Regions from separate parts of the Homo sapiens genome. Here regions 2 and 3 are each linked to region 1. The links are chromatin loops, found by intact Hi-C in ENCODE. Cell type or tissue: IMR-90. All regions are shown on one strand.

Region 1 (2,500 bases):
GGCATGCCTTCAGAGCCCAAAGCACTTTATTTTGGATATCCTTAAATGGTGACATATTCTTGTCTTCTGAGATATGAGTAACAGCCCAGAGTTACTCATATCTATGAATATAATGGATCACTTGTATAGGTAGTACAGCATTCTTTTAATTAATTACAACATCCAAATTAATTAATTTACAATATAAATTGACTGCCCATCTCAACAACTGCCTTTGGCAGAGAGTCTAAAAGATGTTTTGAATGGTAGTATTCTTAGGAATAAAAAGCATAACCTCCTAAGATAACCACCTTGAAATATATCAAAATGCAGGTGTTATAAATCCTGTTGCTTTGTTTTAAATTTTCATTCTTTATAGCCCTACTATATATACATGAGTTATATTATGAATAGTGTGAGCAGTGCCTTGTGATACCAGGTACTTGACAAGAGGTGTATGTGGGGAATGATCCCAACCCCTTAGCCTAAGCAGTTTCCTTTCTATCTGATTCACATTTTACATTTCCATTCTAGATAAAGACTGCCTAACAAAACTTTATGTGATGATAGAAATGTCTTACATCTGCATTGTCCAGGACAGGGGCCACTAGTCACAAGTGGCAGTTGAGCACTTGAGATGTAGCTAGTGCAACAGAGGAACAGATATTTTAATTTTAATTAATTTTAATTCAAATGGCCACACGTAGCTATTTGGCTGCTGTAGAGGACAGTGCAGTCTTAGATTTTAATCTGAAAATAGAATTTTACTGCTAACAAAGTCTGAAAATAATCAGTAAAAATGAATGAATAGGAAAACTTCTGCTAAAATGGAGTAATTGATTATTCTGATCAATTCTCCCAGAAAACACAAGTATGTAAATTTCCTGGCCACATGAGGATTGACTTTACCGCCACTGAGCATAAAACTTAATCAGTGAACTAAAACTGACATCACTAATCATTAGCCAGCAGGGGGAGCTGGAGAGTAGCATGGTAGCATTTTCTTTGGAGAGGTTCTTTTTTTTCCCCTTCTATGTGTTGGTGGTCTATGTGGAGGCTCTTAAAATACGTATTCTGTCCAGGAACTCCAAACCCTCTGCTTCTTGCACATCCAGTGTTAGCTACATACTCTGCCTGTGTCTGTTTCAAAGGATCCCCAAGCAGTAGGAACTTGATTCAAAACAAAACAGTTCAAAATCCAATTAATTACAAAACCTGGTCTTTCCCACTTCCCTTTATTAAAATGTGATTAATGTTTAGATTTTTATATTGTTTTTTAGCTTTCTTCTGCTTCTCCCCATATTAGAGAAAAATTTTAAGGCCTTTTACATTTAGACAGAGAAGGAAAATTTCATTGGCATATTGTTGATTCTTTAAAGTTATTCCTAAGAAAACATTTATCCATAATAAATTAACCATATATGGCCTCACCTCTTGATAAAGGTCACTGAGATCTTCCTGGTGGGCCTGTTTGGAACATCCTGGGAATTCTCTAACACAGCAGGAATCTGGGGGCCAGTCCATCTCTGTCATTTCCAACCAGTCAGTGAAATATACTACTCCACAGCACTTAAACTGCAAAAAAAATCACTAGTCAGCCTCAGAAACCACAAAAATATTTTCTTAACTTATAGGAGATTAAACATCAGTTTTTTAAAATTTTTGTACCCAGAGCTATATCTGTCATCACCTAATGATATATGTACAGTCTATGTTGATGATAGAAATGTAGTAAAGGAACACCATGGCTAACGATTGCATAATGGAAGTATTCTGAGTAATAATGCCCATAACACATAAAAACAAATCAGGCATGACTGAGACTCACTCCCTAACTGTAAGCTCATCTACAAGTGACTATACATAGCAACAGATTGAACATACACACTAACAAACCCAAGTAGGTGACACTTTAATCATTAAACCTCTAACCACCAAAGGCCAGTTAATCAAATTTTTCTATTGCCCAACATATTCAAATATTATATTAAAAGTTTCTGTAATCTTTGTAAAAACATGTGTTGACCAAAGCCCACATCACAAAAAGTTAGCAGACATCGATTCCTTAGCTAGTAAAATATCCAAAAACTTTAAGAAATAAACATAGGTCTGGCCAACTGGTGTTTATTCAACTGAGTAAGATTCTTGAAATAAATGTTCATATTCTATTACCATAATCTCAGAAGAAATGGTGTGTGTGCCTTTAGCTTGAATAAAATTGGATTTAAGAAAAACTATACTGACATTTTTACTTTTTTATCTTATTTCTCCAAAGATTAGCAAAAACTGTCTCTGATCAAGGTTTGGAAACACTGCTTAAGGACCTCTATAGATTAGATTCAGAACAATTAACTATGATGAATAATTTTCTGTCCTTGAGTGGAGAAGGAGGTTGCTCTTTCCCCTCTAGCCAGAAACAAGGACTATGGGCAGTCACTGAGAACTTTGCCAAGAGTGACTGGCTATGCAAATTATGCAGTCCAACAGATCAATCTATGTCCAGGTTTGACATTGCATCATA
Region 2 (2,500 bases), 530 kb after region 1:
ACTGAAAAATTATAAATTCCATGTATGTATTCAAAAGGGCTAATTTTCTAGGAGGGAAATCTTTCTATAATTTCAATACAAATTCAGCAGGTGATGTAATTGAATTTGAAAATCAGTCTCTCTTTTTATCCTTCATCGTGTTGTAGTGCATAACTTTCATAGAGTAACACTATTGTGGACGGGGCTAAAACTGAGGAGTTGAAAGAGAGAGCCCAGCCGGCTCAAAACAATACCATTAACCTCTTAGCAGTGACATGTGTTTAAGAAGGTGGTTTTTATTACTCCCTCTTGATTCAGTTTACCAACAGAGGATGAGATAAAAGTGTTCAAGTGAGCTGGACCAATTACTCAATAAGTATTTGATGAGCGTCTACTTTGTCCCTCATGCTGTGCAAATTGGCAACATCTTACATGATGTCTGAAGTGACTAATAAAAGAAAAAATCGGCTCCTCAGTCATGATCCAGGGGAGAAACAGCTTTAAGTCACTAAGTGATGACTGTAAAGAAGGCTGATCAGCTTAAACATGGAAACATACATTGTTATGTTTTTAGTGTTCTTTGGACAGTTATGTTTTGTTATTACCCAGCACTGATTGAGCTTTTTCTCGTAAACTTTGGGAGCTTAAAATTTGAACAAAGTAGGCAGATCACATTTATTTGCCTGGAAATGTTTTAAAGAATTGAGGGTTTTGTGAATATGAAATGCCATAAATTTAAAGAAATAAGCTTCTGTGACATACTTTATAAATTGCTGTCATATAATCGCAGGACACCTTTTGCCCTGGGTTAAGAAGAAATAGATACATCTATTAGTTTCTTAGTTTTGTGAATTCAAAAAAAGCAAATGTGCCATATGCACTACTAAGAAATATCAAGCATTGCATAAATCAATACCATATGCTCTTATTTAAGGTTGCAAATGTTATTATTTGTGTGCAATATTGTCTCATTAGATAGTTCAGACATTTTTAAAATTTGTTTGAAAACATAACATTCTGCAAACGTGTCAATGTCAGGTTTGGTACAAAACAGCAAAGTGTAGACCCCTGTCATTTTATTGTTTTCATAAGAATTGTAAGTGGAATTTAAACTGTGAGGTTTTTCCTTTCTTTGGTGAGATTACACACATAATTTCCAAGTTATTGAATGGATGGATCCATCTTTCATTTTACCCAGCATGTTGACAGAACGTCAACTCCACAGCTAGCCCTGACGATTTATTAATCTGTTCTGCCATCGTCTGGGGATTGAAGGAAGCTATGCTGGCTAGCCTGGTATGTAAGAGATTAGAGCCCTAAACTTTTGAAATCTCTATATTGTTTTTGCACCCCTAGCCTTACTGGAAATGTTTATCTCAACTCTAACTGTACCTTCTTTTTCAGAGAAAGGGGCTTTTATTTAGACCTTAGTGTGTGTCAGGCAGTGGACTATTACAAATATATGTAGTTTCATTTAACTTCTTAGTCTGTTTAAACTGAACTTAGCACTTAGAATTGAAAAAATTACATAAACATTATCCCCTTTGTATTTTCCATGCTAGGATAATGCTACTGATTCATCAAGGATAGGGCATGTGTTTTGAATTAATTTTCCAGAAAAGGAGAATTTGCTGGGGGGAGCCACCATACTGTAGCCCCTTCTCCTTTTGACCAACTAAACCAGATTTGTCATAGTTTCTCATGTGGCCTGGAACCAGGGGATAGCATAGTTCACCACCTCCACCCCTCCCTTTGTATGTGACTGACTTTTATAGTGATCAAACTTGAGAACTCTCAATTGAATCAATACGTCTCATCCCTGGATGCTCATTAAAATAATCTCAGCGGCTTTGTGAAAGTACCATGGCCTGGACACCCCACCCCCTGCCCGACCAGTGAAATCAGAATCTGAGAGGTTTGAGCATTGGTTATTTGTAAAGTTCCATGATGTTTCTATGCACCATGAGAGCTAAGGGTAACTTCTCTCTCAGTGCTTCTCAAATTTTAATGACAATCTTGTTAAAAATGCAGCTTTTGGTTCTGTAGGTCTGGAGTGGGGCCTGAGAGTCTGCATATCTCACAAGTGATGCTGGTGTTGCTGGTCCCTGAGCTGTATTCTGAGTAACGAGGTGTTGAATGGTATCAGGAACATACAGGCATGCATAAGCATCCTACCACATTCAAAATTAGACCGGGGATTAGAAATAGAAGTAATTTCCTTTTGTTATCGCAGATAATCTCCAATAATATTAGTCTGGTCCACTACTTTAAGTACAGCTTGGAAAGCTTTGCTCTGAAGGGTCAAGAAATTTGGACAAAACATTTGGGACAAAAACCAAAGGACGAAACATTTGAAGCCTACGCAATTTTAAAGATTATTTACGTTCAAAACCATCATTTTTATTCAAGAGGAAATAGACCCAGAAAGTTAATTGATTAGATTAACTGTGCTTCTGTTGTTGAGTAAAACACTTTATGATTGATAGTTGAACACAATTACTGTTGGTTTCAGGCTGTCGCC
Region 3 (2,500 bases), 300 kb after region 1:
AAGTGTATTGCCCGTGAACTTCACAGAAGCTCTTAAAAATTAATCTCTGCGGGCTCTTCCTCTTTCTGCCGTTGCCCAGCACAGTAATGTCACTCTGATTTCTGTTACACCTTGCCGATAACAAGTTTATAAAATAAACAAGTGTTTAGAGTAAAAACCAAGCCTGGGAAAAGAGGTCTAGTGTAAGCAATCTTTCAAAGCACTTTAAGCGTCCATAGAGAGCAGCACCATCTTAATTTTTTAGTTTCTTATTATTTCTTTAATAGATGAGCCAGCTAAGCCGTAGAGATGTTCGAAGACAGAACAGCTGTATTCCCTTTCTTCACTACCCTCATGCAAGAAAGGATTGTTAAGATGGATCTTTGGGAAATGGACCATGAATTAAGGCAAAACTCCCTGCAATCTTCCTAAATGTTTTCATTTCTGTACAGACACCTAGAGAGTTATTGAATTTAATTTTATAAATCTTTATCCCTAAGACTTTAACAACAAGGCTTAACTTTTTCATCACTGTGGTAATGTTAAATATCTTCTGATGACAGGAAAATATATTGGAAGGAAAAAATCACATGAAGTCAGCAAACAGGAGAACAAAAACCAAGAGGAAAAATCTACTTGCCTAAATCTTTTTGAAATCCTTAAAAGAAGAGAGTTTGCTTATTCTTTATTTATGTAGGAAACAAATCTTCAGTGCCTGGCATAGTAGCTAATATTCAGCCGATTCAGGGAGAGAGAAATGAATTAGAATAGAGACTCCACTCATCAAATTGCTGAAAAGAATAATTAGTAATAAAAATAACTCCTTTACAAAGTGGTATGTGGGTGCAAAGTAATAACAGTGAAAATAATGGCAGTAATTGTCTCCAAAAATTAATCGCTTTAATGCTTAAGTTTATTACAGAATATTTACTCAGTGGGGAAGTTAAATGATTTTTACACTTTTACTTTGGGTATAGAAAAAAAGTAAGTTTTTACCAGTACGTTTTGAAACTTATTAAATGTATATCATTTTTGAGATTTTTATTAACAATATCCTTTATTCCTTGAGATCTGTCTCAAAGGCTGACAAATTCTAAATATAAAATATCCTCAAATGTGCCAACTAGGTAAAACTGATTTGTCTGCTGAAGGAAGACAGGCTTTTGCTCCCTTCAGGAGAAAATCTGACTTGCATTTGTCTTATGTGATTTATTCATTGTAAGTTTAAAATGAAATACAGCCTTTTTCCTTCCATATATTAAAATGTGGTTTCAAATTTAGAAGAAACAGCAATCTTTTTTCACTAAGGAAGCCTACATAGCAGTGAGATGGAGCAAAACAATTACTGTATTGCCCCCTAGTGGTCTTTTTTGCTATTGTACAAATAGTCTGAGCTGTCCAATGGCAAGAGGAAAAAAGGCAAAAATGCTTAGCAAAGCATGGAGCATTTTTCCCCCATTGGATTAAACATATTTATTTTAAAAAAGTTATTTTATAACCCATACTTACAGTAAGAAAGCTGTGCTTTTAAGTAGATTGCGAATGATGATAATTCCTCACTACAATTTAAATTACCTAGGCCACACAATTATTTGGAATGATTTCAGCATTTGCCAGCCACTGGACATTGTTTTTTCACTTAAGAACACTTTGTAAAATTTAATATGCAGTGCTATTAAAGAATGATATCCCTCAGATGACTATATGTTAAGAAAATTCATTCTTCCAGCTCAAATTCATATCATAAAATATAATAATCTTAATTTTTTTCTATGGAAAAGTTAAGCCTATTAGTCATAAACTTGTGAGTATACATTTAAGTGAAGAAATGTACATTTTGTAATGTTTTTTTCATATAAGGAAATTCAATGATATTTTCTAGAGCTCTTTCTCCTCAAGGAATTTACTTGAGAGTGGTATAAATATGCAAAGTACACAAATATAGGATATTTTTATGGAATATGGAATACTGACTTAGAAGAAATGACTTATAAACATGCTATACTGTCTTATGTGTAGATCATACAAAATATGTCAGGGATGTTGGACTGATTTCCATAAAACTCTAGTCTAAGCCAGTCACCACAAGCTCAAAAACACCACCCTGTCCCATTGCCCAAAAATTAAGACCTAAACTTTTTTCCTTGGAAAAACAACAACAACAAAAAAGATTTTGCAACACATAGTTTTAAACTTACTACACAATACCAGTTTTAAAATTACTGTACAGTTAGAGCTGGCATTTTATACTTAACATGTAAGACTGCACTACTGTACCCATGAATCTTTTGTGTTACTTCTATTTGATTACAACCTGAGCCTCAAATCTGCTGTTAACTGGAATTCCTTTAAATTATCTAAATGACCTGATATTATGATATAGAACTGAAAATTTGTGTTTTATTTCTCTGAGTGCTACTGAGGCAGCAGAAATGGATTCTCTCCCAGGACTCTTCAGATATATTTTGTATTCTCTACCTTCTGCAACATAAAGACGTATTTCATTGCTTTTGTTAGATCT

The links. Peaks named below come from ENCODE experiments on the same cell type or tissue, not always from the same donor. Only the 100,000 strongest peaks of a DNase experiment are listed, where the experiment ranks them.
Region 2: a loop joins it to region 1, with 3 times the contacts of the local background. A loop is called at or near these places in 5 of 110 quality-filtered maps.
Region 3: it touches region 1 in a loop (6-fold over the local background); 68 of 110 quality-filtered maps call a loop at or near these places.

What each region holds. Positions count from the first base shown.
Region 1 is chr7:120,805,139-120,807,638 of GRCh38, forward strand. TSPAN12 (tetraspanin 12) reads right to left here. Exons shown (of 8, transcript NM_012338.4): 7 at 1,411-1,554. Among named protein-coding and RNA genes, the nearest start is that of TSPAN12, 52 kb to the right of the region's middle. RefSeq lists a silencer at 916-965. In IMR-90, a CTCF peak has its summit at 946 (motif pointing right); a DNase peak (open chromatin) is centred at 953; H3K27ac peaks cover 161 bases.
Region 2 is chr7:121,336,390-121,338,889 of GRCh38, forward strand. It overlaps WNT16 (Wnt family member 16), which reads left to right. Exons shown (of 4, transcript NM_057168.2): 4 at 2,492-2,500. Among named protein-coding and RNA genes, the nearest start is that of WNT16, 8.6 kb to the left of the region's middle. In IMR-90, a CTCF peak has its summit at 1,249; no DNase peak of the experiment used is centred here.
Region 3 is chr7:121,106,773-121,109,272 of GRCh38, forward strand. All of the region lies in intron 7 of CPED1 (cadherin like and PC-esterase domain containing 1), which reads left to right. Among named protein-coding and RNA genes, the nearest start is that of CPED1, 120 kb to the left of the region's middle. RefSeq lists a silencer at 1,253-1,302. In IMR-90, a CTCF peak has its summit at 1,334 (motif pointing left); a DNase peak (open chromatin) is centred at 1,339.